Regions from separate parts of the Homo sapiens genome. Here region 2 is linked to region 1. The links are chromatin loops, found by intact Hi-C in ENCODE. Cell type or tissue: heart left ventricle. All regions are shown on one strand. Links, peaks and the distances in the headings refer to the core of each region. The heading gives the core; the rest is flanking DNA.

The links. Peaks named below come from ENCODE experiments on the same cell type or tissue, not always from the same donor. Only the 100,000 strongest peaks of a DNase experiment are listed, where the experiment ranks them.
Region 2: it touches region 1 in a loop (2.1-fold over the local background); 54 of 110 quality-filtered maps call a loop at or near these places.

Annotation. Positions count from the first base shown.
Region 1 is chr13:42,105,587-42,115,746 of GRCh38, reverse strand. All of the region lies in intron 1 of DGKH (diacylglycerol kinase eta), which reads right to left. Among named protein-coding and RNA genes, the nearest start is that of DGKH, 62 kb to the right of the region's middle. In heart left ventricle, for the core only: a CTCF peak has its summit at 4,990 (motif pointing right); no DNase peak of the experiment used is centred there.
Region 2 is chr13:41,914,356-41,924,515 of GRCh38, reverse strand. All of the region lies in intron 2 of VWA8 (von Willebrand factor A domain containing 8), which reads left to right. Among named protein-coding and RNA genes, the nearest start is that of VWA8, 42 kb to the left of the region's middle. RefSeq lists enhancers at 6,512-6,631, 7,741-7,820. In heart left ventricle, for the core only: no CTCF peak of the experiment used is centred there; a DNase peak (open chromatin) is centred at 5,131; H3K27ac peaks cover 1,591 bases.

The sequences.
Region 1 (10,160 bases), core at 1,916-6,915:
TAGCTGGTCATACAAGACTCTTTTGTCCATAAGTGCCCCACCTTCCTTAACAGCCCCATCTTCAGCAATCCTCCTAAGTTCCCCTAATAGTAAAGTAAAAGAGAAGTACTTGGTAATCCCCAAATACACCATGCTTCCCTGTGTCCAAGCTTTTTCACCAGCTCTCCCTTCTACTCAATATCGTCCTCCACTGCCTCTTCTAAACCTCCCACCCCATCCCATCCTCCTTCAAAGCTCTGGCCACTATCACATCCTTGGTATACCCACAGCTCTATGCTCATGCATTATTTATAGCATTAATCATGCTGCATAGGGATTTTTTTTAATGCCTGGGTCTCTCCTATAGGACTGAGTTTCTCAGTGACAAAAACTGTACCTCATTTATTTTTCTATCCCACATATAGCCAAGTATTTGATATGAAGAAAATAATTAATACATGTTAACTAATTTGTTGAAGAATCAGGAAACAAAAAGTAAGAAATTAAACGATTAAAACTTTTTTTCTTTGATAACAACTGGAGGAATTCAGTGGAAAAAGACAATTCGATTTTTCTTTCCAGCAAGTCACTATACTGGCAGGAAGCATAAAACAAAAATAGACCTGACTCCTGTAAAAGAGCCCCAGGCTGGGTTCCACTTCCGCCTCCACCATTTACTAGCTCTGTGACTTCACATAAGTAATCATATCTATGAACCTAAGTTTCCCCATCTGTAAATAAATAAACATCACCTGCCCTGTATTCCTCAGACTTGTCAGGAAGAAACAAAATGATAAGCAAATATCTCCTGTAAACTCCGAAATGCTATGAAGTATCAGAAGTAAGGTACTATTTGAGTAGGTCACACTTTGGGGAAAAAGGTGTTTTTAGTGGGACTGATACAAAGTACATAAAGAGACAATCCTGGACAAGGGCCTAATGCTTCTATTTGGATAAATTATTGCACAAAACCCTAATTTAACCACATAAAGAAAATGTCTAAAGTTTTCTAAATCTTAAGCATAAAAGCAAAAATCAATCATGAAATTTTATTTAATATAATAATGGAGCATGGTTTATAACAAGCTATGTATATTATTTTACTTCTTAGAACACCGATCTTATCTTGTTTACCAGTGAAAATTAGGAAATGATTAGAATTGCTGCTGGATAACTCCACTTGGATGCCACTGGCTCTTCAAAATTCAATAAGCCCCAAACTAATATGTCTGTCTCCCTGAGTAGCCTGCATGCTCAGCGAGAGCAGAGGCCATGTCCACCTCAGTCATCACTGGAGCCCTGGCGCTTACCAGAGTTCCTGGCACAGATAATAGCTCTTAGTAATGATATACTGAACAAATGAATGAATGAACACTGACATTCCGATAAAGTAGCTGAGATGGCTTTTGGGGGAAACTTGCACAGAAGCCTATCTTTAGGAGCTCTTCAGGCAGACCCTTGGCAGGAACCCAGCAGCACTGTAAGAACTCTAGCCAGAGGTGCCTATTTTGTGGCGGGTCATCTCCTCACTTGCAAATTGTCCCTGTGGCAAATATAAGCAATTAGCTGTTGTCTATTCTGGACTTTTTTCCCCCAAATTAAAAGCCATTCTGCTTTTATCCACTACCATTTCATTGTTATTAGGGGAAGCTATCTATCTTGTCCACATTAATATTATCTTTGTGGAGAGGATGGGTATACAGAAGAGATATACCTACAAAATGTGTAAATGAACTACTATTTGTAGAGAGTGAAATTAAAAGACAGTAGATTTTCTATCCTTCCATATTTTATCCAGCAGTTAAACTTAGCATAATTTAGCTTCAAAGGTGGCCAAACACAAACCACACAGACCCATGTTTTACCCCATCCTAAAGCCTATCTTCACCACAATATATTCAATATATTGTGTCTCCTATCATAACATTGCTTTTTCCTTTTATTTGCCCTTCTAAATATTTTTATGTGATTATCATATAAGAACTATTTTTCCCCGTAGCCATGCCGGAACTCATATCTCAGCAATGACTGCTCCTCCTCCCGTGGGTCTGGAAGGGAAGTCATTTGATCTTGCTCTGATTCCATCTGTCAACCTCCTTCATCGGCCACCTGTGAAACTGCTTCAAGCCTGGCTTTCGTATCAGCCTCCAAACTTTCCCATCAGCTCCTTTTGACTCCAGACTCTTGGCTTTGTGCTGGTATCCTCCTTTCCCCTTGTGAATTTTGTCCCACCATGAATTTCCTACTTTCTTAAAAGTAAATGTAAGACTCTGTATTTAAATAAGGATACATACATGACACTAAGCTCTATTAAATAAGCCAGTTGCTCTAAAGTCTGGCTGATCATTACTTGGAGACCTTTATAAACATTAATGCACTTTGATTCAATTGGTTTAGAGTAGGGCATAGGAACCTACACATACTAAAATCTCTTTTGGTGATTGGAATTATCAGGCTTAAAAGACTATTGTACATATAATAATTTGCATAAACCCTTTAAAAAGGTATAATTCAGCACTTTTGTTCCTTTTTCCACGCACCTTTAACTAATATCATTAAGTGTAACCACTTACTTTTACCTGGCTCTGTGCATTTTAAAAATCTGGTGTCAAAATCTTCCTAAAACACATTTTTAGGAAGCTCTGCCCCCACCCAGGAGTAGGAGCAGAAGCTAATTTAGGTTTAATGACTGAGCATGCTCACTGTAGCTCTTCAGGGCTAGCCACCCACAAGAAACCAAGCTACACTCAACTATGATCCGAACAAAAGCCAGATCCAACTGCAGATGAAGACTGGAATATGACCTCCAACGAGGGAATAAGAGCTGCATGGGTACTGGACTCAACCCTGTGTGCTGGGAAATTTCTGGACACGGGCAGAGAAGAATGGCTCCAGCTGCTGTATGCCCCCTTTTGTGATATGTCCATCCCCGCACTGTCTCGCTGACCTCGCCAGGAAAGCAAATGCTGGTGGAAGAACTACAGCGGGAACAAGGGGAGCTTCAGAGAATGATGTCCCCGCTTACAGGAGAATGGCGGTGAGGGATGTTTCTGGGATCAACATTTAATGACAATGCAATCAGATGATGAGGGTGATTTGTCATTTACAATATCACAAAACATTTCCCTTTTTATAAACTGCCACCAGGAGTAGTTGTTCTCAAGCAGTTTGGTGTATCAGGATCATCTGAGCTTTTCCCAAATACATGTGACCAGGCACTTTGAACAGGCCATCCAGAATCTAAGCAGCACAGCCTCCCCATTCTGGGATGCCTCTGAGGAATTCTATGGCTCTGTGAAACAGAGTTCCAAAGCCACGTGGGGCCAGGCATCGTGGCTCACTCTTGTAGTCCCACCTACTCAGGAGGCCAAGGCCAGAGGATCGCTTGAGCCCAGGATGTCAAGGCTGCAGTGAGCTATGATTGCACCACTGCACTCCAGCCTGGGCAACAGAACGAGACTAAGTCAAAAAAAAAAAAAAAAAGCCACAAGGCTAGATGGTATGCATTGACTATAATGACATTTAACATTACATAAAACCTTGATATTTAATATTCTAGAGGTTTGTACAATAGTCTGTTTTCATTCACAAAAACCATATACGACTTTTGTTTTTGTTTTTAATTTCACTAGAAGTAATCGTTTACTTTTACATATAAAACACACACATGTTCTGATTCTGGTTGTCTGAGACATCCATGTGACAGAAAGCTGTAGTCTGGCCACAGTGTAATGTGTGCTGGCAGCATTCACTCTCTGTGCAGGGCATGCCAGGGTGAAGCCCAGTGAAGCGCTCGCTCTTCAGTGGGTCTGTCTGCAGTATTCCATCCTGCCATGCTCAACCCAGGTATAAAAAAAATGGCTTTCCACCACAATTCCTGTGCCCTTTTCCCTGTCCAGAAAGGAAGAAATTCAACCTGTCAAAAGCCAGTTATGCTGCAGCCTGTGCAAACCTGAGAAGTGGTTATGTCTGCCCCGCGAGACCTAATTGAGGGAATGTATGCCCAAGAAATGCACAGAAGCAAGCTTCCCCCTGTCTAGTGAAGTATTCCAACACCTCTGGATATATTCAAATATCTTTATTATTTTGTTTGAAATACTATAAACTCTAATATTTGGGACATTTACATTTAAATATAAATTATGCATTCTAAAGCAAAATAATGAAGATTATCCAACATATTTTTTTTTGAGATGGAGTCTCACTCTTCCCCAGGCTGGAGTGCAGTGGCACACTCTCAGCTCACTGCAACCTCCGCCTCCCAGGTTCAAGCGATTCTCGCACCTCAACCTCCCAAGTAGCTGGGACTACAGGCACGTGCCACCACGCCCGGCTAATTTTTGTATTTTTAGTAGAAACGGGGTTTCACCATGTTGCCGAGGCTGGTCTCGAACTCCTGACCTCAAGAGATCTGCCCACCTCGCCTCCCAAAGTACTGGGATTACAGGCATGAGCCACTGTGCCTGGCCTATCCAACATATTCTAATCACCCTCTGTATCAGTAAACCATCTAGTGATTGCTAATGTACTTTGTCCCTTGCAATGGCTTATAATTTTCTCGAGAATATCTATAATGATGTAATTACCTCCTTGAGACTGTATTTTGTGAACATTTATTTATTAATTTCTAAAATTAAGCTGTCTCTCCTTTTTTTATATGTACCTTCTTTAGAGCAGTTTCTGAATGTATTTTTCTTTTTTTAATTTTTATTTTAAGTTCCGGGGTGCATGTGCAGGATGTGCAGGTTTGTTACGTAGGTAAACATGTGCCATAGTGGTTTGCTGCACCTATCAACCCATCACCTAGGTGTTAAGCCCAGCAGGTATTAGCTATTTTTCCTAATGCTCTTCCTCCCCCCACTGAGTGTATTTTTAAATTAGTATTAGGTAAAAGTATATGGCTTTATAACGTACCGTTACATGCAGAAGGTACAAAATGTACATGCTGTATAAATACCAGACATAACAGTTTTTTCATAAAATATAATGAACTACCATGCATTACCACAAGGTGGCAGTGGTGCTATGCTAATGATTAGGATTTTCTTTCTCAAATGTGAACACAGATGGGCTTTTCTTCAGTTGCACAAATCCTTCCCGTAACTGGTAAATGCCTGAATGTCGTATGTGTAACTGTGTTGTAAATGGGTAAAACAACGAATGAATGAATGAATGAATGATTATCCTTCAAATTCTGAATTTACTTCTTCCTTATCAAATGCCCCTACTCACATCCAAGAATAATCCCTTTGCCCACACATGACATTTTGATGTAACCAACCACTTTCCCCCATGGCCACAATGATGCAACTATTTTGATGTGGGGACATTCTGATGTTGTCTAAAATAAACCACTAGACATCACGTTTGTTTTTTTAACTAATAACTAATGTGCAAAGTAGAGAGCCTCACACCATACCTGAGTCTCACAGGACTGCTGCGCTTACAATGTCCCCTATCCTGGAATGCAGTTTGTGGCTGCAGGAGGAGCTGGGGGTCAGTGGTAAGGTCAAGGGTGGGATGGGAAACAGGGTGAAGTGCAGGCATCTGACTGCTGAGCCACAGACAATCAGGAATCTCACATCTACCACATACAGTTATCTCAGAAAGAGCTACTCAGCATTTCACGCAAAAGATCTGCTTATTTTCTGGAATTTCAACTGCATCTTCAATAATCTGCCTCTGAAATTCTCTAGTTCTTTCCCCAAAGAATATCTGAGTCCCAACTACATGGGAAATCAGAAATCAGTTAGAAATCTGTCAGTTCTCTGGATGGGTAGACAGATTAGATACATAGATAGATAGATATAGATAGATACACATATATATGTTATATTTAATATCATAAACTCCACTCCAATGATGATTTTGATGGACCAGACTGATACCCCTAAAAAGGATAACCCAGTTCTAGTAGATTTTTTAAAAATATCTTATTAATAACTGTTCACAGAAATGAAGAGAATCAAATGTGAGTGTCCTCTGTGATTAGCATGGAACCAAGAAATGGTTAGCATGGAACCAAGAAATGGTCAGAGATGAAGGCTGTGCAAATTACTAGAAAAAACAGCAACAGACACACACACACACACACACGCACACACACGCACGCACAGGCACGCACGCACAGCTGCACATGGGTTCTCTACTTTGGTCTTGACAGCATTTTCTTGCATCCCTTCATCTGGATCCATCCTGTCTTCCATTTATTCCTCCTTTGAGATCTTTCTATATTTCTCTATCATTTGCCAAAAAAATCTAAGCCCTCTCTCCCTTAGGCTACTTCTGTTTATTGTTCTTATTTCCACCTTTGCGTTGTGGTGTAATCGTCCATCTCCATCATGCACAGAGGTGCAGAGGTACGGCCTGGGTTCAAACCTTGGCTCCACGGCTGACTAGTTGTTAAAGACTTTGAACAAATTACTTAACGTTTCTGTGACTGAGTTTCTGCTTCTTTATGGATAATAACAATAACTAAGCCATAGGGGTGTTGTGAGGACTCAGTGAGTCAATGCATGTAAAGTATCTGCAATGGTTCCTGACACACGGTGCTCAGTAAATACCAGCTGGTCTTGTGTTACTCTCGTTCCTGTCCTTTATTAGACAGTAAATGTCCCCAAGTCAGATTCATGTTTACTTCATCTTTGTCTCCTTAGCACCCAGCACTATGCCTATCACCTCAGTGGTACTTACAATTTGTTTGTTAAACTAAATTGAACTAGTCCCTCTGTCTTTCATCTCTAATCGTTCTCTCTCCATCCATTCCTTCCCGTTGGCATATCTTATTTTTAAAAATAACAACTTTTTCCACCTCTTGATTATGTCCCAGCTTCCAAGCTATGCCTTCCTCTCCATTATGACAAAACCGCTTTAAAAAATTAGAATCCTCTCGCTGCCTCTGTCCTTTCCTTTCCTTCAGCCTTACTGCATGCATTATAGCTTCCACTCCCTCCTTTTCAGGAAATCTACCCCTTGGCTATTTCCAATTACAGCCTATGTGCCAAATCTCTCTGAATGAACTTCTTCCCATAGTTCCAATTATCTCCTCTAAATATATACATAACTCCTAAAATAAATTTCTGTATTTATTCTCATTTTCACTCCAGCTCCATTTACAACTGCCTGCCTGACATCTCCACTTAGAGATGCCGTCACCACCTGAAACTCAAGTACATTTTATTTCACGTAACACATGTCTTAGTTTAATAGAAAAGACACTGGCCTGGCTTCAGAAAACCTAGATTCTAATTCCAAAATTGCCAGCAGCTAACTACACGGCACTGGGTAAAAGTCACTCTATACGGAATTCCAAATGAATTCAGCACCTTCCCGTGGCAATTCTGCTCCTCTTCCTATGACCTCACCTGCTAGCAGCAGTGTATTTTCCTAAGCACTGCTTAGGAACCCCAGAACTCCCAACCTATCTTTTATTTTCCCTCACCCTTAAATTTATTTTCCCTCACCCTTAAATTAATCTGCCAATCAAAAGGTTTCTGAAAACTGGTCTTCCTTTTTGCTCCTGTGCCCAGTGACCTAATGCTTGTGATTTTATTATTCTTGCCTAGACTATAACAATGACCCCCTATGAAGAAATGCTTCCAAGACCAGCACACCAGAAAGAACCTCCTGATGGTGAGCAGGGCCAGAACCACCACCTGCCTGTCACAACACTAACTCTTCATTTGATTCCTCTTGAAGTTTGGCCCGAGTGTGAAAAATGACTCTTCTTTTAAGGACTCGTAATAAAGCAGAGGTGACACAGAACACTCAAACAAGACTTTTCTAAAGGTTGGCACTAATAAAAGGGAAGTAGACAGAAAGTACCATTTTAGACAATAGGACAAAATCCCTTTTGTCCTCCATGCCTCTGAGCCCAAAGAGAGACTCTAGGACCCTTCTGTCTCAGCTCCCCCATCAGGGGCATACCAGGGGTCCCCAAAGGCCAAGGAGCACAAGCTCAGAGAGACAGCACACTCAAGGTCTCCACACCAAAGCTAAGAAGCCGAGCCCTCCTGCTTGCCTGTCTACGATCTGTCCTTGCAGTTCTTGTTCCTGTACTCACAGCGGGGCTGCCTTACCCGGGCAGGCCTCAACTGAACACCACAGTCCCACAAAAGTCCCCCACTGTTCACAAGACAATCACATGGACAGAAACAGGAAAAACAGATGTATTTCCTTACACTGAACTAGCCCCCTGTCTAATTAATCCTCCATACTCCCTCCCTCCCTCCAGAATTGTTTCCTTAAGGCAGATCTCATCTGGTCACTTCCCTGCTCAAAATCTTTATTGGTTGTTCATCAACTACAGAACAAGGCAAAGCCCTTTAATTCGGCATGGAAGGCCTCCCACTGGTTTCATCTTCACAGCTTCACCCTCTTGAAACATCACTTCTATCCCCACTCCCCACTGCCTGCAGTGTCTGCTCCTGGCATTCTGGTCTACCTGCCATTGGCCAAACAAAACACTCATCTTCCTCCCACCTTGGGTTCTTCATATGGGTGGCTTTCTGCAGGTGCAGAATGCACACCCCCGCCCTGGACCTTTCCTCTCGTGACTCACCCTTAAATGCTGGACTTAAATAACCGCTCCTCCAAATGTCACTCAAGCAGAGCTCACTCATTTGCAATTCTATGTTGTCAGTCCTCACAGAGCCATATTTGTAAATTGCAATAGATTCACACAGGAGTGTGATGCACAAAATTATCTTTTCTCTCTTTTTTTTTGAGACACAGTCTCACTCTGTCGCCCAGGCTGGAGTGCAGTGGTGCAATCTCAGCTCACTGCAACCTCTGCTGCCCAGGTTCAAGTGATTCTCCTGCCTCAACCTTCCGAGTAGCTGTGATTACAGGCACCTGCCACTGTGCCTGGCTACTTTTTTTTGTATTTTTAGTAGAGACGGGGTTTCACCATCTTAGCCACGCTGGTCTTGAACTCCTGACTTGTGATCCACCCGCCTCGGCCTTCCAAAGCGCTGAGATTACAGGCATGAGCCACCGCGCCCAGCCTCTTTTTTCAATATTTTCAGTGGTATATGAATTCTGAAATCTGTATTACAGTATGAGGAGAAGGTAAATCATAAAACAGGTTAAGTTTATCCACTCAATCTTTAGAAGATAGTCTAACTTTATCTCCCTAACCCCAAAAGTCATTCCAGCATCCAAATTACTTTATTTCTTCATCCTACCCACATGCCACTCTACTTGAGAATAGCTGTCTTGAAAAGAGTAGACTTTTTTCATTGTTGGGATGAAGTGAAGCATTTCTTTTCCTACGTCCTGGATGTGAGGCCATATCACATGTTACTCTCATTGTCTATGCTGCTCTGCACACGGTGCAGTCGTCCTCTGCTGAGAGTATGCAGAGCCAGGCAGGACTCGAAGGCTTGCTGAGCTTTTCACTTGGAAGGCATGGCAAATAAAGATGACTTCATCCAGATGCCTAAGAAACACACATTCCTGAGGCCAGGCACAGTGGCTCATGCCTGTAATCCCAGCACTTTGGGAGGCCAAGGTGGGTGAATCACCTGAGGTCAGGAGTTGAAGACCAGCCTGGCCAACATTGTGAAACCCCATCTCTACTAAAAATACAAAAACTAGCCAGGCATGGTGGTACACGCCTGTAATTCCAGCTACTCAGGAGGCTGAGTCAGGACCATCACTTGAACCAAGGAGGCGAAGGTTGCAGTGAGCCAAGATTGTGCCACTGCACTCCAGCCTGGGTGACAGAGCAAGACTCTGTCTCAAAATAAAAAAAATTAAAAAAAAAAAAACCACATTCCTTAAGTTCCAAGGTAAAAATCAGGTTTAATTATTCACATATGAAATACATTGTTTTCACAGATCTATTCATTAATTAAACATAGTTACTGAGTGCCTACTGCATGCCAGGAAGTGCTGAGAGTGCTGGAGATATAGCAGTAAACAAAACAAAGAAAAATGCCTGCTTGCAGGGAGCTAACCATATATCGAAGGCCATATTTAAGATCTAGAAAGGATTTCTGACACCTAATTTCATTTACCTACATATAAAAGGTTTGTTTAATCTCCTTATCTACTTATAAAGCTTACCAGTTTGTAGGCATGACCAAAGAAAACCTGAGCTAGCATGTGGAAGAATAAACATCAAAGTTTAGGACAACATCCTATGACAACTCAGACAATACTTTTCCAGATAAGAAAGC
Region 2 (10,160 bases), core at 2,175-7,174, 190 kb after region 1:
CTGTCTTCACTCTTTTTCACTCTGTTTTCTTTTTCTTTCTTTTTTCTTTTCCTTTCTTCCTTCCTCCCTTCCCCCCGCTTTTCCTTCCTTCATCTCCTCTCCTCCCCTCCCCTCCCTTCCCCTCCTCTCTTCTCTCCTGTTTCTGTTTCTGTTTCTTTTGACTGGGTAATTTCAGAAGAGCTATCTTCAAGTTCAGATATTTTTGGTTTTGCTTGATCTCATCTATTTTTGAAGCTCTGTCTTGTATTTTTTATTTCATTGACTGCATTCTCCAGTTCCAAGATTTCTATTTGGTTCTTTTTTATGATATCTATCTGCTTGTTGAATCTCTGAGGTTATAAATTGTTTTCCTGTTTTCATTGAATTTTCTATCTGTATTCTCTTATATCTTGCTGAATTTCCTTAAGACTGTTTTTTTGAGTTCCTTTTTAGGCCATTTGTAAATATCCATTTCTTTGGGGTCAGTTACTGGGGAATTATTATGTTCCTTTGGTGGTGTCATGTTTCTTTGCTTTTTCATTTGTGTGTGTTTGTGTGTGTGTTTGTGTTCTGATGCTGATTTCTGTGCATTTGATAGAGCAGTCACCTCTTCCAAACTTTACAGAGTGGCTTTTTTAGGGGAAGACTTTCCCCTGCAGATGGGCCTGAAGATATTGGTTGGGCACGTTGGAGCAGTGGTGTAGTCTCTGTGTAGCTACAGCTTCTTTAGTTATGATCAATTTCAGCAATGACTACAGGTGTCTTGGTGGTCTAGGCTGCAGGAGTTTGTGTCAGTGATGGTGGCAGCATAGGTTATTAGGATCCTCAGTGGCCAAAGCTTCAGGGATCCTCCTGTTCTTGTCTTTCCCACAATGGAGAGTCTTAGATGAGGGTATCTCTCTTGATGTCTAGTCTGACACAGCCCACAGGCAGATGCAGCAGCACGGGGATCTGGGGCACAGGTCCAGAATTCCTAGGCCCGGGGTCTTACAAAATTACTGAAACACTATGACTTGAGGTGTTGGTTCACTTTCCAAGGCAAAAGTGGATACATTTCTCCCACAAAGCTGAGGTCTGTTTCTCTGAAGCACTTTTTTTTTAAATTATACTTTAAGTTCTAGGGTACATGTGCACAACGTGCAGGTTAGTTACATATGTATACATGTGCCATGTTGGTGTGCTGCACTCATTAACTCATCATTTACATTAGATATATCTCCAAATGCTATCCCTCCCCGCTCCCCCCACCCCACGGCAAGCCCCGGTGTGTGATGTTCCCCACCCTGTGTCCAAGTGTTCTCATTGTTAATTTCCCACCTATGAGTGAGAACATGCGGTGTTTGTTTTTCTGTCCTTGTGGTAGTTTGCTCAGAATGATGGTTTCCAGCTTCATCCATGTCCCTACAAAGGACATGAACTCATCCTTTTTTATGGCTGCATAGTATTCCATGGTGTATATGTACCACATTTTCTTAATCCAGTCTATCATTGATGGACATTTGGGTTGGTTCCAAGTCTTTGCTATTGTGAATAATGCCGCAGTAAACATACATGTGCATGTGTCTTTATAGCAGCATGATTTGTAATCCTTTGGGTATATACCCAGTAATGGGATGGCTGGGTCAAATCATATTTCTAGTTCTAGATCCTTGAGGAATCACCACACTGTCTTCCACAATGGTTGAACTAGTTTACAATCCCACTAACAGTGTAAAAGTATTCCTATTTCTCCACATCCTCTCTAGAACCTGTTGTTTCCTAACTTTTTAATGATTGCCATTCTAACTGGTGTGAGATGGTATCTCATTGTGGTTTTGCTTTGCATTTCTCTGATGGCCAGTGATGATGAGCATTTTTTCATGTGTCTTTTGGCTGCATAAATGTCTTCTTTTGAGAAGTGTCTGTTCATATCCTTTGCCCACTTGTTGATCGGGTTGTTTGTTTTTTTCTTGTAATTTTGTTTAAGTTCTTTGTAAATTCTGGATATTAGCCCTTTGTCAGATGGGTAGATTGTAAAAATTTTCTCCCATTCTGTAGGTTGCCTGTTCACTCTGATGGTAGTTTCTTTTGCTGTGCAGAAGGTATTTAGTTTAATTAGATCCCATTTGTCAATTTTGGCTTCCGTTGCCATTGCTTTTGGTGTTTTAGACATGAAGTCCTTGCCCATGCCTATGTCCTGAATGGTATTGCCTAGGTTTTCTTCTAGGGTTTTTATGGTTTTAGGTCTAACATTTAAGCCTTTAATCCATCTTGAATTAATTTTTGTATAGGGTGTAAGGATGGGATCCAGTTTCAGCTTTCTACCTGTGGCTAGCCAGTTTTCCTAGCACCATTTATTAAATAGGGAATCGTTTCCCCATTTCTTGTTTTTGTCAGGTTTGTCAAAGATCAGATGGTTGTAGATGTGTGGTATTATTTCTGAGGGCTCTGTTCTGTTCCATTGATCTATATCTCTGTTTTGGTACCATACCATGCTGTTTTGGTTCCTGTAGCCTTGTAGTATAGTTTGAAGTCAGGTAGTGTGATGCCTCCAGCTTTGTTCTATTGGCTTAGGATTGACTTGGCAATGCAGGCTCTTTTTTGGTTCCGTATGAACTTTAAAGTAGTCTTTTCCAATTCTGTGAAGAAAGTCATTGGTAGCTTGATGGAGATGACATTGAGTCTATAAATTACCTTGGGCAGTGTGGCCATTTTCACGATACTGATTCTTCCTATCCATGAGCATGGAATGTTCTTCCATTTGTTTGTGTCCTCTTTTATTTAGTTGAGGAGTGGTTTGTAGTTCTCCTTGAAGAGGTCCTTCACATCCCTTGTAAGTTGGATTCCTAGGTATTTTATTCTCTTTGAAGCAATTGTGAATGGGAGTTCACTCATGATTTGGTTCTCTGTCTGTTATTGGTGTATCGGAATGCTTGTGATGTTTGCACATTGATTTTGTATCCTGAGACTTTGCTGAAGTTGCTTATCAGCTTAAGGAAATTTTGGGCTGAGACAATGGGGCTTTCTAAATATACAGTCATGTCATCTGCAAACAGGGACAATTTGACTTCCTGTTTTCCTAATCGAATACCCTTAATTTCTTTCTCCTGCCTGATTGCCCTGGCCAGAACTTCCAACACTGTGTTGAATAGGAGTGGTGAGAGAGGGCATCCCTGTCTTGTGCCAGTTTTCAAAGGGAATGCTTCCAGTTTTTGCCCATTCAGTATGATGTTGGCTGTGGGTTTGTCATAAAAAGCTCTTATTATTTTGAGATACATCCCATCAATACCTAATTTATTGAGAGTTTTTAGCATGAAGGGCTGTTGAATTTTGTTGAAGGCCTTTTCTGCATCTATTGAGATAATCATGTGGTTTTTTGTCTTTGGTTGTGTTTATGTGCTGGATTACGTTTATTGATTTGCATATGTTGAACCAGCCTTGCATCCCAGGGATGAAACCAACTTGATCATGGCGGATAAGCTTTTTGATGTGCTGCTGTTTTTGGTTTGCCAGTATTTTATTGAGGATTTTTGCATCGATGTTCATCAGGGATATTGGTCTAAAATTCTCTTTTTTTCTTGTGTTCTCTGCCAGGCTTTGGTATCAGGATGATGCTGGCCTCAAAAAATGAGTTATGGAGGATTCCCTCTTTTTCTATTGTTTGGAATAGTTTCAGAAGGAATGGTATCAACTCCTCTTTGTACTTCTGGTAGAATTTGGCTGTGAATCCATCTGGTCCTGGACTTTTTTTGGTTGGTAGCCTATTATTGCCTCAATTTCAGAGCTTGTTATTGGTCTTTTCAGGGATTCACCTTCTTCCTGGTTTAGTCTTGGGAGGGTGTATGTGTCGAGGAATTTATCCATTTCTTCTAGATTTTCTAGTTTATTTGTGCAGAAGTGTTTATAGTATTCTCTCATGGTAGTTTGTATTTCTGTGGGATCGGTGGTAATATCCCCTTTATCATTTTTTATTTCATCTATTTGATTCTTCTCTCTTTTCTTCTTTATTAGTCTTGCTAGCGGTCTATCAATTTTATTGATCTTTTCAAAAAACCAGCTTCTGGATTCATTGATTTTTTTGAAGGTTTTTTTTGTGTCTCTATCTTCTTCAGTTCTGCTCTGATCTTAGTTATTTCTTCCCTTCTGCTAGCTTTTGAATGTGTTTGCTCTTGCCTCTGAAGCACTTTCTAACAGCTTACACCCAGGGGGCAGGAATATAGCTGTGGCTCTGACCATGGAGGGCAGTGTGCAGAACTGGCATGGCTCCAGGGAAGAAGGGGAGCCTCAAAGGTTCAGGCCCCAGGGAATAGGGCACAGCTGCAATTTGGGACCTAGAATCAACAGGGCACAGTGGCAACTTGAGCCCTGGGAGATGAGATGTCACACACTAATTACTCTTGATGCTGGGATGGTGACACTCAGCAATAGCCCAGGTTCTGTGCAGCCAGGTGCAGCACTGTCAAGAACCCAGAAATGGCAAGGCACAGATACGGCCCAGGGGACAGGGAGCAGTACAGCCTCAGTCTACTGCCTCGGGAGGTGGGGCTCCTCAGCAGCTCAGATTCTGAGTTCCTAGTCCTGTTCTAGGGAGGAAAGGCCCTTTGGCCATTTGACCTGTAGGGCAGAGGCACAGCTCATCCAAGGCTGTGATTCCCTGGAAGTAAGATGCCGTATCAGCTTGGCCCTAAAATATACAGCTACGTGGGTTGGAGGAGGTGCTAGGTCCCTGAGAGGCAGGGTACAGTGTCGGCTATGGCACTGGGTAGGACATCTTCTCTGGTGTGCTGGAGGGTTGGGGCATCCAGGAGGATAGGATGTTGCATGGGTGTGGTGTCTGGGGGTAGTTTGATGCTGTGGGTCCCCAGTGAGAGCATCACTTCAGCTCAGGCCTTGAAGGGCAGGGTACACCAATGTCTGGGATGCAGGGGATGGAGCAGCTTCAGGGTAACTTGGAGCATAGCAGTAGCTAAATTCAGGGATTGGGGGCTACCAGGTAGCTGTGCTGCAGTGATGGCAAAGCCTCCAGGATGGAGGGGTGCAATGACTACCCATCCCTGGAACAGGATGCACTGGAGCAGTGGCTCTGGTTACAACACAGTAGCAGCTCAGGCAGGGGACTGGGGTAAGGCACAGTGTCGGTTTGTTCTCTGGGAGTAGCACAGAATGTGTACTCTGGGGAGCTCCCTCAGCTGGGCTCAGAGCCTGTGAGGACTGCAGGAATCTCTGGTAGCAAAGACTGCAGGTATCCATAGTAGTGATGCGAGCTGGTAGTGTCCTTCTGCTTACCTTTTTCCTGCAGAGAGAAATACCTCCTGGGTCCAAGCTGATCCCCAAATAGGGGCTGAGATCATCCTTGGCAGAGGCAAAGTTTCCTTTCCTTCTCTATGTGGCCATCCTGGGTTTCTGTGCTCTACAGGATTTCTCCTACTCCTTTGCAGTTCTCCAGGGCTCTCCTTTATTTATTTTGGTGGAAATGTCGTTTTTTCATTTGTTTGGCTTGGTTTTTTTATGGGGGAGGAGTGCTAGGAACTTCAAGTCAGCCATCTTACTGATACCACTTAGCAATGATCCCATGTGCTATGTAGAATTATGCTGTTTAGTCTCTAAATATTTGGAGATTTTCCAAAGATCTTTTTATTACTAATTTCTAATTTAATTTAATTTTGGTCGGAGAACACACTTTGTATGGCTTGAATCTTTGTGAAACGTATCTAGTGTTTTAAAAAATGACTATGTATATGTGTATCATTTAAGAAAATAATAGTATGTACTGTATATACTATTTTGTATATACAGAATGTTTTCTTACCTTTTTTTATTTGCAGACCATACTTTTGTATGTACAGACCATTTTCATAAAGCAACATATTGTGGACATTTCCTTATGTAAAATATTTTCTAAAGCATGACTTTAAAAAAATAACTTTTTTGCAGAACTAATATATTTTTGTCATTCAGAAATCAAAACAATATAAAAAGATATACATTGAGAAATTATATATTCACCCCTATTTTCATTCATGTTAATTCTCACAGTATTAGTTTCAGGGGAATCTGTCTTGCATTTTTCTATACAAACACAAGCAAATATACATGTATACTCTTATTTTTGTACCCTTACACAAAAAGTGAACAACATGACACTTAGTCATTGAATATGGATATGTATAATTATTTCATACATATTGATGAATTTTTCCAATTTTAAGAAAAGCTGAATATCTTCTCTGTGCTGAGCACTGTGCTGGCCAGTGCTGTAGATTTAGTTTTGATAACAGCTATATTGGATCATAGAAACATCAGCCCACTTTATAAATGATTGGCTTTATATAAGCTACGTAAGCTGATGTTTTATATATGTATTTTTCTTTTGATGTCTTCAAAGAACCTTATTTTATTCATCTTTGTATTCTTGGTGCTGAGCATATAGTAGGTCCTTAATAAATATAGCTGTGTGAATAAATTAATTTTTTAGTTCAGTTAGTTCGTGTTGTAAATAATGAGGACTTTGGTGCTAAATATTTTCACCCTTCATGTCCATTATATCTAACTACAGAATGTTACATGGTAAATAGGGGAAAGTTTAGCAGATGAGCACGTAGTTGCAGTGAGGAGGTTAGTCATGCTTCCTTTGAAATCTTGTGTTGTGATGTGGTAGAAAAATCAAATTCAGGGGCATGTTATGGGCCTAGATGTAGATTCTTTCTGAGCTATTTTGTGGGGTGATGAAATGGTAATGAAATGTCAAGTGAAAGTACTCTAACATAGGCTTTACCAGTGAGGATGTAGTAAGTACTGGGTTCCTTTCTCCCTTATTCTTCAGATTTGCCTCTAGGCCCAGCAGGTAATTTGAGTGTAAACTCAGGAGCCTATTCATATCCACCAAATCCACACTATACAGCCTGGTGTCCAGGGTACACAGCAGAGATAGGAGTTTGCAGGTGAGGATGAGACTTGAATAATTCTCCCGTACCTGGTTCTCATTGGCTGAGGGACTGGGCATGGTGCTTTACCTATAATCCTCACAAACCATACTCAATAAGTATTATTATCTTTATTTTGAAAATAAGGAAACTACAAATCTGCGTGTTCTGCACATGTATCTCAGAACTTAAAGTATAATTTAAAAAATTTAAAAAAGAAAATAAGGAAACAGACCTGAAAGAGTCAAAATGCTTGTCTAAGGACATGGATAAAAGACAGGATGAAAAATCACAGTAGGTCTGTCTGGCTTCAAAGACTTTTTTTTTTCCTCCATTATATTATGCTGCTTTTTGGGATACTAAGAAAACATCAACAGTTTTGAAGGATTTATTATAATAGAATCTGACCTATGCTTAATTTTCTAGAATTTTAATTTTAACTTTTATATGTATGAAAATTTGAGTTCATGAAGGGAGAAAATTATAATTTAGATAACTATGATAAAATTACTTTAAAGCCTTTGAATATGGCTGGGCAAAAAATAGTACATATTTTTTGAAAACAAATATTGGTTAGGAATTGAATCAGGGATTTAGGCCAGTATGAACTACATGTTTTTATCTTTACATAGAAAAGGAATCTTAGAATATAGGATCAAGCTCTTTGGGATTATTTTGACATCGGTTTATTATTATGTGGACTCCTGGAAGGTAGCATTTTGTGCCTGAAAACATTGAAGTTGGGGATTTCTCTCGTGTACTGTGCTATGTTTATATTAGGTTATGCATGGCAGTTTGGCACTTTGTTTTGCAGATGTTCGTAATGTACAGTCTTGAATCTTGTTTCTATTTCTGGCGTGCTTTTAAGTATGACTCATGTTTTCTTGAGGCCATTCTAAAAATACAGCTAGTTTCAAGCATTAATGTAAAATATACCACAGATACCACATAGCACTGCATGATGCTTTCTTTCAGTAGTTTAGTGCAATTTCCTGACAAATTAAATATAGACATGCTTTTTGGTAAAATACGCTATACTAAAACATGAATAAGTGAAAGTTGGATTTTCTTTGAGAAGTAGATCCTCTGATAACATAATATTCATTACAAAATAACTTTGAAATTTTAATAAAAGGAATAAAACATACCATTGATACCACCAAAAAGAAGTAGAACTAATGGCTGGAACAGCAAGTCTGCTAAATTTGATGTAGCCCTGAGAGGTCCACACTTGTAGGGAAAGTCTTGCACCTGAAGCTGGACACCTGTTGAAAAGCTTTTGGAGGGACTGTAGAACATAATGACTGAAATACAAGTTTTGGACTTAAACAACTTAGGTATAAATCTTGGTTTATGGACTTAGCAGCTATAGACAAATGATACTACATTTCCAATTTTGATTTTCTTATTGTAAAATGGGAGTAATGAGTATTTAACAAACACAGCATTTACTGTTATTAGACACTGTTCTAAGTGCTTAATATAATCCTCATAACAACTTTATAAGTAAGTACAATTGTATCTATTATACAGATGAGGAAACTGAGCAGAGAGGTTAAATAACTTGATTAAGGTTACATAGCTAGTAAATAGTAGAGTTGGAATTTGAACCCAGCCAATCTGTCTTGAATCTGTGTCTTTATACAATAGGTCTGCTGCTTTCTAGAATTGTTATGAGATCCTATGTGAAAAATCGTTTGTATGTTTACCTGGTACCTGATAGGAATGCAATAAATTATAGCCATTATTAGTATTGTTATTGAGGGAGAATAAAAGCAGGGAAAATGTATTTTCTTTGTGAAGGTATGCCATAGACTACAAGGCCAGCCATGGGATTCAGAAGTAGCTTATATGTATTAAGAAACTTATGTAAAATTGGAATGTGATGATGAGAGCCTTAGATATCCTGACAACTCCTACAGACTTACTCTAAAGGTAGAACTTATTCTCTACTGATTTCCTCGCTAAAAGTTTTATCTTTCAGAAGGTAAAGGAAATAGAGAGAAACTCTTTCTCTGGGCTTAATTGTGACAAACTCATTAGTGGTGTGCAGGCAACAGAGGCCTTGAGAAAAAATAATGACTACACAATATTTCTCAACTATGGTGCCATTGACATACTGGGCAGGATGAGACCATCTTGGTCATTGCATTTACCATCACAAAATATCAGTGGTGTACCAAATTATTTCTCATTTCCCAAAGCTTTACAACAACCCAAAGTACTCCCAGACATTTTCCAAATGCCTCCTGGCAGGCCTAGAATGGTAGCAGTATGGTCACCAGTTGAGAACCACTGCTGAGTGCTAAGAATAAAGGAAGGACTGAGACTAGTCAGATGTGCCTTAAGGCAGTGTTTCTCAGTACATGTGCATCATGCTGAAGTGGAAGACACTCCCAGGAGCATAAACATGATTATACATAATTCCCAGGGCTCTAGCTTTAAATAACTCCATGCTTTTCTCTTCTACTTAAGAAAGTACACTGCTGTACAAATGTCTCTATTATGGCTATAACCTCAATTCTGCTCCAGTTTGCTTCAAAAAATGAAAAGATAAGTTATTCCTAAACATCAGCACTTTATTATACAGACAATTTATGAGGGGCAGGCCTCACATTTGATTAGGAACTGCTACCTTAGATTTTAAAAAATCTTGAAAATGATTATGGTTCCAAGGTCAAAACATTCAAAACAAACTGGAAGTATAGAACTAAATTGAGACTCCATAATTATAAACAGTTACCAATAGTCATAAATAATAAAAGGTGGGAGGAAGTTAAAGAAACCAACTTGGCTTGAACTTCTAGAACTTTACAAATTTTGGATTTTAAATTATCAAGTCCAGATAATGGAAGGTCAGGCACATTGCCAAAGTTGAATACAAAGTGACACAAAACTGTGAGAGTACTATAGAGAATGCCTGTGGCCAAATTAAGCTGAGATTTATGAAAATGTAAAGAAAAAACCCAAAGTGTTTTTAAGTTTTTAATTATATGTTTGATATCAGAGTAGGAAGAGGTAATAGATTTACAGCATAGAGAACATTGTGTAGTTTTACTAATAAAGAAGTTAAGGTGTCTTAACTCTTATTTTGTTTCATCCTTAAACAGCAAGGAGGCTGACTTGTCTTGAAGCAAGAAAGAATAGACTGTATATTATAAAGATTGATTTAAGCTTCAAGTAGAAAAGAAAATAGGTAAAAGGGCATGTGATAGTTATAAATAAGATTAACTCTCTAGACTCAGGCCAGTTGCATGCTAGCATCATGAAACTACCTAA